Linked DNA regions of Homo sapiens: region 2 is linked to region 1. A link is a loop called in an ENCODE intact Hi-C map of the cell type or tissue named here. Cell type or tissue: Caco-2. All regions are shown on one strand. Each heading gives the region's core, and the rest is flanking DNA. Links, peaks and the distances in the headings are about the cores only. Region 1 has its middle 7.4 kb from the start of LINC02038. Region 2 overlaps LINC02028 (long intergenic non-protein coding RNA 2028).

Region 1 (8,337 bases), core at 138-8,137:
ATCACAGGCACACACCATCATACCCAGCTAAATTTTGAATTGTTTTATAGGGACAGGGTCTCATCATGTTGCCCAAGCTGGTCTCAACCTCCTGAGCTTAGGCAGTCCTCCCACCTCAGTCTCCCAAAGTGCTGGGATTACAGGCGGGAGCCACCGCACCTGGCCCTTCTCTCCTACGTTTCTAATCTAATTCATAACCAAAGGCTGAGTGGGACTGGCCAATAGGTGAAAACAACAGGCCAGCATTCTCCAAGTCCAAAGAGAGAGGCCACTAATCAAGCACAGCATGTGTTTCTCAAGCCTGACTGCATATCAGAATCACCTGGAAAATTTTTACACCACTAAGAGGGCTGAGCTCCTTCCCAGAGCAATAAAACCAGAGTCCATAGGGGTGGAGACCAAGCACTGGTACTTTTAAAACAAACTTTCCATTTTAATTATAATATGCATCAGATAATTACATTAAAGCCTTGGCAAACTTTTACAACGTGAATATCCGTATGTAACTACCACCTAGATCGAGACAAAAAAAAAAAAAGCTCTACCAGCAGGCCAAAGCCCCCCTCAAGTTCCTTCAGGTCTTCTCCTTCCTCCCCAGGATAGTAACACTCTCCTGATTTCTAACACCACACATTTGTTTTGCCTCTTTTTGATATTTATAGAAATGCAGCCGTAGAGTATGTACTCTTTGTGTCTGACTTCCTTGATTCACTATTTTATTTTTAAGATTCATTCATGGGCCTGGCGCAGTGGCTCATGCCTGCAATCCCAGCACTTTGGGAGGCTGAGGCAGGCGGATCACCCGAGGTCAGGAGTTCAAGACCAGCCTGATCAACGTGGCAAAACCCCATCTCTACTAGAAATACAAAAATTGGCTGGGCATGGTGGCGTGTGCCTGTAATCCCAGCTACTCGGAAGGCGGAGGCAGGAGAATTGCTTGAACCCAAGAGGTGGAGGTTGGGCCAAGATTGTGTCACTGCATTCCAGCCTGGGCAATAGAGCAAGACTCTGTCAAAAAAAAAAAAAAAGTTCATTCATGTTGTTCTGGGTCGCTGTTGTTCATTTCTTTTCATTGCTGTATAGTATTACATTGTCTGCCCGCTATGGTATGAATGTTTGTGTCCCACCCAAATTTCATATATTGAAATCTAATCTCCAATAGTATTAAGTGGTGGGGGCTTTAGGAAGTGAATGGGTTACAAAGGCTCTCCCCCCATAAATGGAATTAGTACCCTCATAAAAGAGGCTTGAAAAAATCCTGTTTGTCCCTTTTGCCATGTGAGGACACAGCAAAAGGGTGCCATCTATGATGAACAGGGCCTTACCAGACATCAAATCTGTTGACGTTTGCATCTTAGACTACCTAGCCTCTAGAACCATGAGCCATAAATTCTGTTGTTTGTAAATTACCCAGTTGAGGTATTCAGCAGCCTGAACAGGTTAAGACACTAATTACGCATACACAGCATATAACTATTCTATTGATACACATGGATTGTTCCCTTTTTTTACATCTTACAAATAATGTGTGTATTTTTGTTTTGTTTTTGTTTTTGTTTTGGACATAGGATCTCTCTGTTGCCCATACTGGAGTGCTGTGACACAATCATAGCTCATTTCAGCCTTGAACTTCTGGGCTCAAGGGATCCTATCACCTCAGCCTCCCAAGTAGCTAGGACTACAGGTGCACGCCACCACACCCAGCTAATTAAAAAAAAAAACTGTGTGTGTGTCAAGATGGGAGTCTCACTATGATGCCCAGGCTGGTCTCAAACTCCTGGCCTCAAGCAATACTCCCGCCTTGGCCTCCCAAGATGCTGGGATTACAGGCATGAACTAGGGCACTTGGCCAAACAGTGTGGTCTTGAACATGCCTATACATGTTTTTTGACACAGGCACGTATGTGTTTCTGTTTACTCTATAAACCTAGGAGTGGAATTGCTAAGATAAGCAAATGTTTAGTTTTAATGGATAACACCAGTTTCTAAAGTAGTTGTACCATGCTGGAGTTTTGCAAAAGCTTCCCAGGTGATTTTAATGAGTGTCAAGAGTTGAGAATCCTGCCCAAGACTTACTAAGGGGTGGCAAAACCAGCCCATTTTTAACCCTCACTTTGAAACCCTTCCCACTATTATCAAAAGATTGGGGACGGGAACAAGGGAGGGCATCACTGGGAGAGGTTTGTTCTCTGCCTTGTTGGGAATAAGCGAACCGGGATTTCTGTCTCTCTGCACATTGATCTCCCTTCCTCGGAACACCCCTCTTCCACTGTGTCTATGGGTGAATTCTCAGGCATTTTTCAAGGTGGAACTCAGTGTCACCCTTTCAGAAAGTCCTTCCCTACCTTATAGGCAGAATCGCCTCACCCCTGGTAAAGCGACCAGTCCACTGTGAGGCTTGTTATCCCCGTGTATTCCATCTCATGGGGTCTTCACCTTATGTGTGCGTCCTCGTTTAGACCACAGCTACCTGAACATAAGCAGGGCCGTGTCCTATGTGTCTTTTATTCTTCAAGCCTAGCATAGTCCCTCTATAAAAAGTGCTCAATAAATGCTTATTGTGATAGAAAATTCATAATGTGACTAAAATATGAATTAATAAATGCTTAAGACTACCAGCTATGAAGAAAGGATTGAGTCTTGTTCTGATTAGGTAGTATACAACAGACCATTCCAAATGCAGTGGCTTTATACAACAATGGACTATCATCCTCCCCAGCCTGTGGGTTGACTGGGTTCAGTTCCTATGTGGTTCCTGCCTGGAGTCTGGTTACAGTCAGCTGGAGGCCCAGGAAGGGATCATCTAAAGACTCAACTGGGATGGGCGTGAAAAATGGCCTCTTCCCCCACATGCGTGGGCCACAGTCGCAATGGCTGGAAGAACTGAGGCCTGAATAGGTGGCCATCCACATGTGACTCATTTAGGAGTCCTCACACCATGACAGTCTCAGGGTAGCCATACTTCTTACATGACAGTGGTTTTCCTCAAACAAGCATTCCTGAAGACCCAGGCCACACTGCAAGGCTTCCTATGACCCACTCAGAAGTCACACGGCATCACTTCTGCAGCATGCTGGTGGTCAAAAGCAAGTCACAGAGCAGGGCAGGTTCAGGAGGAGGAGACTTCACAAGGACATGGACCCATGTCCAATCAGAAACCTACATCAGGAAAGAAAAGTGAAACTTCATTACCCTAAGCATCACTGAAAGCAACACAGGGCAAAAATAAAAACTTCATGTAAAATATATATGTTTAAATAAAATACCTTAAGATATTTTAATAGGGCTTAGGGCCTCAGCTGTATATCGTATTGCACATATTATCAGGATAAACCTATAACACTTTGGGGCAAACAAACATTTGTGAGTCTCTGCAGAAGACAAGAAACTCAGAGTTTTAGAGAATGGCCAAAATCACCCCAGGGAACCTATAGGAAGCATTGCTTGTTGGTGGGGCAGCACTTTCAGCATTTGATGTAGAGCCTTATGCAGGTTTTCCTTCAGATCCCGCTTCTTAACATGTGGGCAGCTACCTGGACTGAATGAAAGGTGCTGGGAGTTAAAGACAGGCCAGGAAAACAACAACTCACAGGTAAGAATGTTCAACACATTTGTTTGTAGCAAACAAGAAAGAACCTCGGTGTCCAACAGTAGAGGACTTGTTACAAGCTGTTATGTTCTTACACAGTGGAAAATTATGCATTTGATACTGCTTAATGAATTTTAATGGCAAAGTGTACAACAAACCATCAGGTGAAAAAGGAGTCAATATACAAAAGTTTGCATGAAATATTCCAATTATGTTCAAATATGTACATGCACAGAGAAAAGGCTAAAAGGTTATATATCTTAATTTCAACAGTAGATATGTCCACATAGCAGAATTATTAAAATGTTTTAACATGTTTTACTTTGTGCTTTTTGTATTATACAAGTTCCACACAGTGAGCACATATAATTTTCATAATCAGAAAATAAAATTAAGAGTGAGATGAAACTCCAGTGGGAAGTTGGGGCTGCGTCATGGCCCCAAGGCCCCCCCAAAAGCCTTTTATCCTGGAGCTGCTAGGGATCAATATATTATCTCTTGTAGATGTGAGGCCTTATCAGCTACTACCTTAGATCAATACTGTGTGCTCTCATGTAAGTTTCTTAACTTCTCCATTCTCTGGTTATCTACTCCATCAAACAGGGGAGTTGGACAGTAGGATTAAATCTTTAGAACTTCAGAATTTACAAGCACTTTCTCTTATCCTATTCCTCTTCACAATAGCCGGATGGCAGAATCAAGGCAAGCCTTATCACTGTTTGGCCTATGGGAAAACAGGCTCAGCAAAGTCAGGTCAGTAGCCCAGGGTCACACAGATGTTAGGCAGCGGTGAGCATTCAAAACCAGGTCTTTGGGCTTTACTCCAGCAGATCTGACTGGTAAATCAGGATTCCTTTCCTAGATCAACTGTAAACTCCCATCCTGTCATAAAACTCCGGCCAAAATTTCTGCCTTCTGAGATCACATATCCTAGGACTAATGTCTTTCTTGTTTCTGTATTCCAAGGATCTTAAAGGCAGCTCTAACATCTCCTTTGAGTTATCTCCAGTTCTGTCTGCTCCTGCTCAAATGACATTGTATGGGGTCCACACACCATTTTAGAATCCCAGAATCAGAATTGGAAAATATATTTAAAGGTCATCTGTCCTAAGAAGTCCCTGTCAGTCTTTTACAGAAAGCCTCTCATCTGAAAAAGTCCCTCGACAATGCTCCCAAGGGGGTCCTTGGGCCCAGGGCCAGGGCGATGAAGTGCCCTTTCCTCTACCGAGTGGGGAGACATACACAGGTGACCTTAATTCAAAGAGGGAATGTTTGGGGCTGCAAAGTTTGAGGCCGAGTGACTCAGGCCTTTTCACAGGGACATCGTGCACAATGGAAAGATCTGAAAGTTCCAAAGGGAAAGAAAACCAGAAAGGCCAAGACAACTCACACACACAGAAAGCCAGCTTAGAACAAATCCAGAGGGCCAAGAAGAAACCTGTGGAAAAAAATCTCTCTCCTAAGAGGGCTCTATTGTGTGTACTCTGGGTCAAAAGAGCCTCGCTCTGCAGAGCGGCTCTCCCACCTGCTGGGATTCTCCAGAGGAATCCTTTTTCTTCCGTCTGAGTTCAGCAAACTTCCTGCTTCCTCTACCCAGCGCAGCGAGCCCCTCTCTGTACTGATCAGCAAGGGTGACAGGGCTTGGCAGCCATGGTGGCAGCTTGCTGGGGCACTGGCACAAAGTGACTTCGTAAATACCGCAGCTTTGATAATTTCTTGCTTCACTGGTCTCTTGGGATTCTTTCCATCTGCGTTAAGAAAACAAAAAGTTGGACCTCCCTCTGCCCACAAAGTTAGATGCTTTTATTTTGTGTAGGACTTAAAGAAATAGATATCTATTTCTATACCACTTCATTGAGTAATATATACTTTTTAATGGGGGGGTTGGCAAACATTTTTAAGTGCCCCCTCTCCGAACCTCAATGAAAGCTTTGTTAATATAGACATTTACAAAGTAAAACTTTATTCAGTTTGAAATGGAAACACTTGGTTAGAATCCCAAATGACTTGTATGCATGAAAACTGTTATGCAGAAAAAATTCCTACAATGGTTTTTTTTCCTCCAAATGAAATTCTTTTGTGTTAATAAATATTTCTTCATTTATGTCCAATCTTAGGGTGCTCACAAAGAGATCTCCTTAGGTTACATCCCTTTGTTTCTGAGATTTAATGAAAGAATTTTATGTAAGTTAAAGAAAGGAATTCTTGTTAGATTTATATATCAAAGTAAACCACAGACCTCAGTTATTTCGCCCAACTTGGCCACCCCACCCCATCTGATGTCAGAGTCTTTCTCTAATACTGTCTTGAGTCAACTGTGTGCCAGGATAGTGCCTGCTGGAAACTGGATGGAATTCTCATTTAATTATCACAACAGCCCTATGAGAGATGTGAACTCTCTGTTTTCAAATCATGAAACTAAGTCAAGAGAGCTCAAGAAATTTGTCCGCTATCACAAAGCTAAATAGGACTGTGGGACAGAAAGACTCCTAAGCCCAAGGACTTTTTAAATATTAGAACTTCTCCTTCCTATGGTCATCTAGTCACTGCTCAAACCCTCCCTACACACTGCTTTCCAGTTGGAGGCAGTTTTTGTTGTTTTATAGTGTTCTTCCCTGTCCTGAGCCTTCTTGTAAAGTCCACCTGTAAGTTCAACCACAAGCATGATTTTATACCTCAGGCAGGAACCAGATCTAGAGGGCATTCTAGGAGGAGTAGGCTAATAACCACATACTAGGAATGTGTTGTTTGCAAGCTGCAGGTCAGAAGAAGTTGAGGCTGGCATACAAGGAAGTATCATTCTAGGGCTGTGTCAGGCCAAGCCCACAGCTTCTGTGCTGTGGATAAGGATAAGGGACGCTGAGTTTTAGGAAGTATAAGGGCTGGCTGATACACGAGGGGAAAGCAGACAGTGAACCTCAACCCCCACACCACAGGCCCAGTTCACAGGAAGACAGCTCAGGAAGGAGACACAGGTTCTGATAAGATATAAGCTCCAGATCCCACCCTGCATTTGTCTGCAAGCCATTTCCTGGTTCATGGATGGCAGTGACCTGGAAATATGGACCACAGAGGTCATGATTCTAGAAATGCTGCCCTGCCTCACTAAATTCCCCAGCCAGCTACACCCTCTGCCTTCACAGCCCTTCGTATAGACTCCTTTACCACATAGTCTCATCATGAGTTGTTTTAATTAGTAGTCTCTCCTTTAGCCTATGCCCTTGTAGTTCAGGGGTTGGTAAACTATTACCCATGGGCAAAATCTATCCCACTGCCTGTTTTTGTAAATAAAGTTTTATTGGAACACAGCCATGCACATTCATTTTTATATTGGCTATGACTGCATTCTCTACAGCTTCAGAGTTGGGTAGTTGTAATAGGAACCACAAAGCCTAAACTACTTGTCACTTGTCCTTTTATAGAAAAAGTTTACCAACCCCTGTTCTTGAGAGCAAGGACAAAGTTCTATTTATCTTATATTCCCATTAGGGTCTTGTATCTCCAACATTATAGCCATACTTTTAAAATCTGTAAAATGACAGTGATATCTCTGTCACAGAGATATAGTGAAATATAAAGGAGATATTAATATATTTGGAGACAGGATATGCAAAATGCCTAGCACAGTTCCTGGCATAGGACAAATACTCAATAAGTATTTAGTGAATGAAGCAGAAGGTCAATCCACTCCAAATGAAATGATGCATGTGAGAGCACTTTGCAAACCACAAAGCTCTGTGATGCCATGGTGGGTTACTATCATCACTGTCAAATACAGAAATGTTCTGGAGCAAAGCCGGCTCTCCCCTCTGGCTTTCTTGATCCTGATCTTTTGGGTACAATCTCACATACAGTCTTAATTTAAGCGAATTCATAACCCAATTTTTACATGGATCCTATCCATCCCTCTCTCTTACCCTCTCCCTCTAGGTACTGGTTCTTAGGTTAAATCTTGAGTTCCTTACGTAAGAGTACCAAACAGTGACGGCTCTGGTGGTTCCGTACTGAGTCAGCCTACCTAAGCCCAAAGGACATTTCCCAGATTTTTCCTTCTTTCTATGGCCCTCGTTATGGTTGGCCATAAGAGAAATTGGCATGAGATTTGGAAAGCAGACCAACCATCACAACACTTGAAGGTTGGTGCAGGGCTACAGGTGCCATCACAGCTCATGAACACAAACAGACACCAGCATTTACCTACTTGCTTACCTCCTTAGCATGGAGCAGCGGCCAGTTCTGCAGCTCCCCTCAGCTCCTGCTGAGTTTTGGCTCAGGTGTGTGTGCACCCCTATGGTAAAGGGCACATACCTCTTCTATAGGGTTAGTTGTGGTGAAAGACAGGGAAAGGTTCCAGGTTGCCCTTGATCTCTCCTGTATCAGGTCCAGCTTATCTTCCTGCATCCTTCTCCCACTATTGTGAGAAGTCTAATTGCTATGGGAAATTATTTCATATCACTAAGAGTGACTCTGCCTCCCTGATGAAACCATGAGCAAGAAAACCTAAAGGATGAGTTCTCTGAATTGGTTCTGGAGTTGGCTCTCTGATCTGATTATATTTAAAAGCGTTAATGACTCTGATGCCAGTAGTAAAGGGGACCTGGTGGTAACAAAAGAGTTAATTACATTATCACCTATAAATACCTGTAATTAAGTGCCTATAGAAGGCAGGGCTTTGGATAACCAAGTAGTTGCTTCTGTACAATATTTCAGCAAAAATAAGGAAGATACAGATGTTGATAGGTAGCTTC
Region 2 (8,337 bases), core at 108-8,107, 210 kb after region 1:
ATACTTCCTGGGGCATCCAAGGCAAGACCTGGCCCCTGCCTCAACCCTCATGCCGTGGGTCCCTCTCTTTCTCACACCTCTCTCCTCTCTCTTCAGACCGACCCTGGGAGCCAACTGCCTGCCATCGGCCTCTCCTGTCCCTGCCTGCCCTGTCCCTTTCCAACAGGCAATAGATGAGGTTGCCAGGGAGCCCCTCTTGAGAATGGCGGCATGAGAGTCAACAAGCTGCCAGCACGTGTCCAAAACGGACAGCAAGTACTTAGTTCCTGGTGAGTGCTGGGTGTGCCACCCCGGGGTCCCAGCACTTTCTGACCAAAACAGAGCATTTAAGAAGGTCCTGGCCAGGTGTGATGGCTCACGCCTGTATCCTAGCACTTTGGGAGGCCGAGGTGGGCGGATCACCTGAGGTCGCGAGTTCGAGACCAGCCTGACCAACATGGAGAAACCGCGTATCTACTAAAAACACACACAAAATTAGCCGGGCGTGGTGGTGCATGCCTGTAATCCCATAGTCCCAGCTACTTGGGAGGCTGAGGCAGGAGAGTCGCTTGAACCTGGGAGGCGGAGGTTGCAGTGAGCCGACTCCAGCCTCGGCAATTAAAGCAAAACTCCTTCTAAAAAAAGAAAAAAAGAAAAGAAAAGAAAAAAGAAAGTCCTCACTTGCCATGTCTGACTTCCAGATTTCCCAGCGTTTCCTTCTCCACTTTCTTGAGGTTCGTGGCTTGCAAAGGTTAGGAGCACTGGCTCTGGAGCAAGACCGCCTAAATGTAAACCCAACCCAACCATTTGGAAGCTGTGTGATTCTGAGGAAGTTGTTAAACCTCTCTGGGCCTTCTTTGGTGCCTGTTAGGCAGAAATAAGAATTCCTATGTCATAGAATTGTTGTGATGATTAAATGAGTTATTACATTTAAGTGATTAGAACCGTGCTTAGCACAGAGGAAGCACTCAAAAGTTAACTACTATTAGTGATGTCTAAACTTTTTTCCCCAGGGAAGGATCAATGCATTTATCTGAGTCAAGTTCAACTTTGCACTCCAGTCCTTCAGGCAGGTAGAGAGGTATCTGAATCATGTGAAAACCGTTACCGGTTTGGGGGCGAATATCAGGAAGGAGATTTAGCCCTTAGAGATTTAAGGGCTTAAAGAGCCTCAGTCCCTGTTGACCACATAACATCTGCAGAAAAGAAAAAAAGAAGGAAAGAGCGCTGAAGGACCCACCCAGGGAGGAGGCTGAGCCGCGCTCCCTCTAGCCTCCCCAGAGGTGCATTCGTTAGGTTCCCGCCCCGGCCCCAGCCCCAGCCCCAGCATCAGCTCCGGTTCCTCTGCAGACGTTCAGCCCCTTCGGAAATGTAAAACCCGGGAAGCGAAAGCTGCGGCGACCTCCCAGAGCCTCTCAGGCACGCGGCATCTCTCCCCACCGGCAGCGCCTTGAAATACCAAAGGCCTAGCCAAAGATGGAACCGTTTTGTTGGGAGCTCGGGTTTCCCCCGCCGCGAGGCTGAGCCGGTGGCGCAGCTGCTCAAAGGTCACGCCCGAGACACGTCCGCACAAGCCCGGGTGGCGGGGCGGGCAGCGGGGAGAGAAGAGGGGAGTGGGGAGGGGGACGGGGGCAGGGGGGAGGGGCGCCACCTTCTCCAGGGCCCTGCGGGGTGGGCTCCCATCTTCATCTCGCAAGCATCCAACCCGGGGAGGTGGCTTTCCTCTCCCTACTAAGATTTTATTTTTGCAAAACAAAAGGGATGCCAAAAAAGCAAAAGTTCCTAAATGAAAAGAAAATGCTTCTTTAAAAATGCTAATTGTGAGCTTTTTATTATTGTTTTGGAATTTCAACTGATGGCTGAAAATCTAAATTTGGCCACAGGAAACCTGGATCCAGTTAACCTTGAGAAGTTAAGTCTTCATTTTCTATTAAGTAAAATATTTGGGTTTGAATGCTTAGAGCCCTCTGCTTATGATAAAAATAGAGGCACTGAGCAGTTTAACCACCTGTGTTTTCCTTGGATCGCATATTTTCCACAGTAAACAAGAAAACACAGATTGGAAATCCATTCATTCCTTCATAAGAGTGCTTCAGTTGGGGTTTATTTGTGTTTTCAATCAATAGAAACCAAAAACAACCTTTGCAGGGTTATGATATTTCATGCAAAGAAGCTCCAAGAAGCTCTTTTTATCCCCTCTGCAGCTATTTCTACATAAATCCCCAGATTTTTTTAACGCAGTTAATAATTATAATTCCATTTAGTTTTCTGAGCACATACTACATGTTTTACCTGCTGTCATCTCATTTGTGATAACACTTGGAGAGTAGTTATTCTTAATTCTTATTTGCCAGATGAGAAGACAGGCTCAGAAAAAATAAGCAGTAGCTAATAAGGGACACAGCCTTTACATCTGAGAGCTACAAAGCTGTGCTGATTCCACCACCAGAAACCATTTCCAGTGTTTAAATATTACTAAATAAATAGACGGTTAGATTCATGGACAGGAGTTTGTTCTTTTAATTCCCAAGCTTGCTCTTTAGGTGACAGGCATACAGTGGAAGACAAGTTTCTGGCCAGGATAATACTATATAGCATTACTAAGCCTCTGAGCCTCAGTTTCCCTTCTCCAAAATGAGACATATATTTAAGGTATATATCCAGCTCTGACATCCAGAGACTTATTCGAAATGAAAAGCTTAGGCTCAGGCCGGGTGTGGTGGCTCACGCCTGTAATCCCAGCGCTTTGGGAAGCCAAGGCGGGTGGATCACCTGAGGGCAGGAGTTTGAGACTAGCCTGGCCAACATGGTGAAACCCCGTTTCTACTAAAAATACAAAAATTAGCTGGGCATGGTGGTGGGTGCCTGTAATCCCAGCTACTCGGGAGGCTGACATGGGAGAATCACTTGAACCAGGGAGGCAGGGATTGCAGTGAGCCAAGATCGCACCACTGCACTACAGCCTGGGTGACAAGAACGAACCTCCATCTAAGAAAAAAAAAAAAAGCTTAAGCTCTTTGGTCCATCACTGGCATGGCATAGTATTAATCACCCCTTTCCTGACTCCCTGCTTCTATTCATCTAACTCTGTGGTTCTCAACGTTAAAATCTCCTGGAGGAGCTTTTAAAAATACAGATGCTTAGGCCTCGCAGCCAGAGATTCTGCTTTCATTGGCTTGAAGTATGGCCCAGGCCTCAGCATTTTTCAAAAGCTCCCCAGGTGAATGTGTAGCCAGGGTTGAATATTGATCTAACCTAGTGAACGACTCCAGTTTCATCCACCCCAGCTGTGCTTTTATAAATGTAGTTACCATAACTGGAATTACTTTTTATAAAATCCAATAAGACTAGCGCTACCAGAGTCAATCTCAAAACAGATGTGAGCTTTCACTCTATTTAATTGTGTATTTTGCTTAAATAAGTTAAGGTGTCTCACCAAAGCTTCAAAATGCTGTTAAGTGTATGTGTGTTTGTGTGTGTGTGTGTGTGTGTTTGTGTGTGTGTGCGTGTGTGTTGTTGCTGATCCTTTCCTAAGGGACAGAGACAGAATAGTACTATAAGAACCAGAAGGTTCTAGGTCAATCTGATCCAATAATTGATTGGCCAAGTGAAATAAATCACATAAAATATTTATTTAACCCAGGGATAATGCCCATTCTTTGGAACTGGCTTGTGTTAGACCCAGCCTAAGAGACTGGTCTGAGCTGGAGGTGGTAGAAGTATGAAAGTCAGGATAAGAGGTCAGGCCGGAGCCATTTGAATCCCCAGTGGCTCTAGGCTATTTTATGTACGATTAGTCTCTCATGTTGGCATCTATGAGAGATGTCAAACTTTCCAAGGCACTCCATCTAAATGTGATCCAATGACATAAGTGCCCAGGGAAAGCCCAAACACTCTTATCAATCAAAAAAGATTTAGTTTTCCTATATAGAAGGATCTACTGATTTCTTGATATACAGAAGAAATCTAGCGTTTGTTTTGTAAGTAAATGTCTATAATATTTTAAATGTTCATTAAACGTAAGCTTCTGCTTTGCTGGTTTGCATGACCCTAAGGGACCCATCTCCCCACTGCCACATCATGCACACACACAAACCTCACATACACACTTCACTGAAGTTTTGGGTTTTACATATGCATATACAGGTACTCATACACACCCCCCCCACACACACACACAGTGTCATGTGGTGCATAACAACGTTTCAGTCAACGATGAACTTCATATATGAAGGCAGTCCCATAAGATTATAACACCATATTTTTAGTGTACCTTTTCTATGTTTACATATGTTAAGATACACAAATACTTACCATTGAGTTATAAGTGTCCACAGCATTCAGTGGATGACATGCTGTACAAGTTTGTGGCCTGGGAGCAATAGGCTGTACAATATAGCCTAGGTGTGTAGTAGGCCATACCATCCAGGTGTGTGTAAGTGCCCTCTATGGTGTGTTCACACAATGATGAAATCACCTAACAATGCATTTCCCAGAACGTATCCCCATCCTTAAGTGGCGAATGACCATGTATATAAATGGAAGCAAGCATGTAGTTTCACTCAGCCTCTGGTGACATGTTTAAGGTGAATGAAACACTACCTTTGGTGTTAGTTGACACTGTGGTCGGAACAGTGATTTCTCCAAACATCTTTGGTATGGACTGATATTCAAACAGGTCAAGCAATGCTGGGGACCTTTGGCCTTTACCTGTTACTTATAAATAATCTCAACCATACAAAACAGACAAAAGATTTTACTTAATGACTTAATGTAAAAATGCATGAAATTGCTTGCATGTTAAACTGCTGTGTTTCCCCTTGGCCATAGAAAGATTAACATTTCTGTTTGGGGAATGGTTTTGATCTTGCCTTCCAGCCACAGTATTTACATTCCAGTAAAGTTCATCTGGATTAGTTAATATTCACATGAATGAATATGCAGCCCCAGATCATGTTCTTAAATAAAATTAAATCCAAAGAAGGTGGGGAGACTTATTCTAATAAACTAAAGATGAAAATCACAAAAAGATGCAGAAATACTTGCTAATGTAAATGTCCATGATAAACTCTGGGCCAAAAAAAAAAAAATCATCTAAGGACTAAACCAAGGCAGGAACATACTGATGAAAGTGTGCCTAAAGGAAGAAACAGGGAAACCATCTTGTCAACCCAAATACATTGCCCTGCATAGATCAAAGATGGGTCTGTGCTTTAAAAAATTAAATTTAAAAAAATCATCCTAGATATGAGAAAGGACTTTGAAGTATCAGGGAAGTTGTCATTTCTTGTGTGAAATACAGGTATCAGATCAGAAATGCCGACTTGAACAAAGGAGCTAATGGTATAGTTTCCAGAGCAGGAAGTGTTTTCTGTCCCTACACCCCCGGCCTTTCTCTTTTCTGTAATGATATGTACTCTGAGTTTGAGGGGAGAGGTAACCTAATGAAAATGTTTTTTCTAATTTCTAAGAAATTAGAAAATTACTGTCTTTTTTTTTTTTTTTGAGACGGAGTCTTGTTTTGTTGCCCAGGCTAGAGTGCAGTGGCGCTACCTCGGCTCACTGCAAGCTCTGCCTCCCGGGTTCACACCATTCTCCTGCCTCAGCCTCCCGAGTAGCTGGGACTACAGGCGCCTGCCACCACGCCCAGCTAATTTTTTTGGATTTTTAGTAGAGACGGGGTTTCACCATGTTAGCCAGGATGGTCTCGATCTCCTGACCTCGTGATCCGTCCGCCTCGGCCTCCCAAAGTGCTGGGATTACAGGCGTGAGCCACCGCGCCCGGCCGAAAATTACTGTCTAATGCAATAAACATTTATTGAGCACTTTCTATGTACCAGGCAGTCACTGGGCTAAGCATAAAGGTTCCAAGATGAGTGAGATCCAGTCACCTTCCTCAAGAAGCCCCAGCAGGGGATACAGCTTATATTGAAGATTCATCTGAGGTATTAGTGCAACCAGTTTCACAGCTGATAAATTCAGTTGCTCACAACTTGAGGCTGGGGGGGTGGGAGGGAATGAGCAGGAGGTTTGGCAGTAACTTGAGCATGCCACCAGCTTTGAACTCTAGCCAATTTTTATGGTTAATGCTGGAAATTAACCCGATATGATCATCATTTCAAATCCAACAAAAGATTCCTCAGAGCCAGCCCTGGGCAAGGATTCATGGGAGGTGCTATGGAGCGGGTAGAGATGAATAAATGAGGGTCCCCTGCTCCTCTAGAGGTTTCCAACCAAGTTTCCAGATAAGAAGGAAAACCCCGTAAGTAATGTCAAGGACATCCCATTGTGTATGGTAGGGAAAGATGTAATTGGTTCTCTCCAACAGAAACTACAGTGTGGAAGAATAACGGTTTTGAAATGTGTGGAAGAATAATGCCTTAAAAGCACAGTAGGTCAAAATGCCAGAATGACAAATTAGCTTTGCTAACCACTTGGTGAATGGCCTTTTTTTCAGCACCTTGGGCTGATTAAGAAGTAGATATTAACTGATGAGTTTCTCTTTTCCAACACAGACATTTAACCCTTTGCAGAGAGGTTTTAGAAGCTATCAATTTGTAACTTAGGCTTTTCAGGAAAAGCGAAGTACTGGTGGTACATTTGAATTCCAAAGAGAGATGCTGGTAAAATCCCAAACCACCACCTCTAGGCAAGAATTGGAGCAAAAAGCATCACTTGAAGGAAATGTTACTTAATTGCTTGTTTTTTATTATTCTAACTGTCCACGTCCACTCCTTCAGCTATTTCCTCAAGTCTTCCCCTACCACCCAGGCCTGGATGGCTGCTCCTGCACCTACATTCTTACAGGTCCCTGAGGTGTATCCCTGGATCTTACATCCCAGTCAGTACTGTTTCAGGCTCGTCTTTGACTGGGTCACGGTTGTAGGTGTGGCCTTCCCAAATAATCTGGGACACCCTGACACGAAAGGTCACATCTGTCCCTCTGACTCCCCACTGCTCCTTGCACATCGTGGTTTGTACAATAGGGCTGAGCATGGGCTGACAATGGAAGCCTTGGACTTGGACCAGAAGACCTGGAGACCATGCCCCGTGTGGCCCCCAACTGACTAGTGATTGACCTTGGAAAATTAGCTTTTTTCTGTCTGAGCTTTAGTGTCCCTGTCCATAGAGTGAAGAGGATAGATTCTTTAAGGCCCATCCCTAGTGTTCTATGATTGTGCGATTTCTAACAAATGCCAGATTGTACCTCCATTTCTCTCTCTCTCTCTACACACACACAAACACACACACACTGAAACATGCACACGTACCCGCCTTGTACCTCACTTCTCCTTTCTTCTCCCTGTATTTGTGAAGTAGCAGGCAACTGTACCATTTCAAATGAAGCAAACACACAACCTCACATTATTGCTGTTAGGCCTCTACTGATAAATGCTCCTAAGACTGGCAGTTATTCTAACAATATCAACATAACATTGACCCCAACTCCCACTGAATACAAAACTGAGCACCACATGTGTCCAATTCTTCACCGTTTATAGGACAGTTTTACACCCTATCCTCTATAATTCTACAGTAACCTGTTATTGGTGAACCCATTTTACAGAAGCGGGTTCAGCACAGTCACATAGCTCTTCAGGAAGTTGTCTTCACTGCACAGAAACCAGCCGCCCCTCCTTGAGGTGCCTCAGGCCAGCTGCAGCTCCTTCTGCTCTAAGCCGGAGTCAGGAGGGAGTAGTGAGAGTTCACAATGAGAAAAGAACAAGGAGAAGAGATGGAGAAAGAGGAAGGGAGAGGAGAAGTGGGTAGCTATGGGCCTGATACTGAGGAAAAGTCCCCAGCCTTAACCTGACCTCAGCTCACAATGCCCTACACCTCCTGGGATTTAGAACCCGTGAGTTACTCTTCTGACCCTCTGCCACTTCCTTGCCCTCTCCTGCCCTCTCCCCTGCTGTGGCTTCCCTAAAAAGAATGTCCCTTGCAATCTCTCTCCAGCTGTTTGATCTTTTTAAATGTCCCTCACTTGTCTGTGGCATGTGCTTAAACCAAAAAATAGACCTTGGGCATTCAAGATGGGAAAGAGTATTAAAAGGCAAAAGCCTGCCTCGTGCCAGGGGTGTGGGCAGCCCCTAGATATCTATGATGACCAGATGTCCTGGATTTGCTGGGACAGGCCTAATTTAAAACCTTCTAGTCTCTTGCCCCATAAGTACCTTCACACTTGTCAGACCATGTGTCCCTATTTGGGGCTTGGAAAATATAGTTACCACATGGATACCCGATATCCAAGTGTCACACAGGCCCAGTGTCAGCGTCAGGGGTGGGAAGTGTACAGATATTGAAGCCAGATGGAGCTGCAGTCAACCAGCTCTGCCACTTACCATCTGTGTGGCTTCA

The links. Peaks named below come from ENCODE experiments on the same cell type or tissue, not always from the same donor. Only the 100,000 strongest peaks of a DNase experiment are listed, where the experiment ranks them.
Region 2: a loop joins it to region 1, with 5 times the contacts of the local background. A loop is called at or near these places in 2 of 110 quality-filtered maps.

What each region holds. Positions count from the first base shown.
Region 1 is chr3:193,847,281-193,855,617 of GRCh38, forward strand. No RefSeq gene overlaps it. Among named protein-coding and RNA genes, the nearest start is that of LINC02038, 7.4 kb to the left of the region's middle. In Caco-2, for the core only: no CTCF peak of the experiment used is centred there; a DNase peak (open chromatin) is centred at 4,351.
Region 2 is chr3:194,056,973-194,065,309 of GRCh38, forward strand. The region is part of intron 1 of LINC02028 (long intergenic non-protein coding RNA 2028); the gene reads right to left. Among named protein-coding and RNA genes, the nearest start is that of LINC02028, 9.8 kb to the right of the region's middle. RefSeq lists enhancers at 1-916, 1,552-1,601, 5,590-6,090. In Caco-2, for the core only: no CTCF peak of the experiment used is centred there; DNase peaks (open chromatin) are centred at 1,479 and 4,560; H3K4me3 peaks cover 659 bases.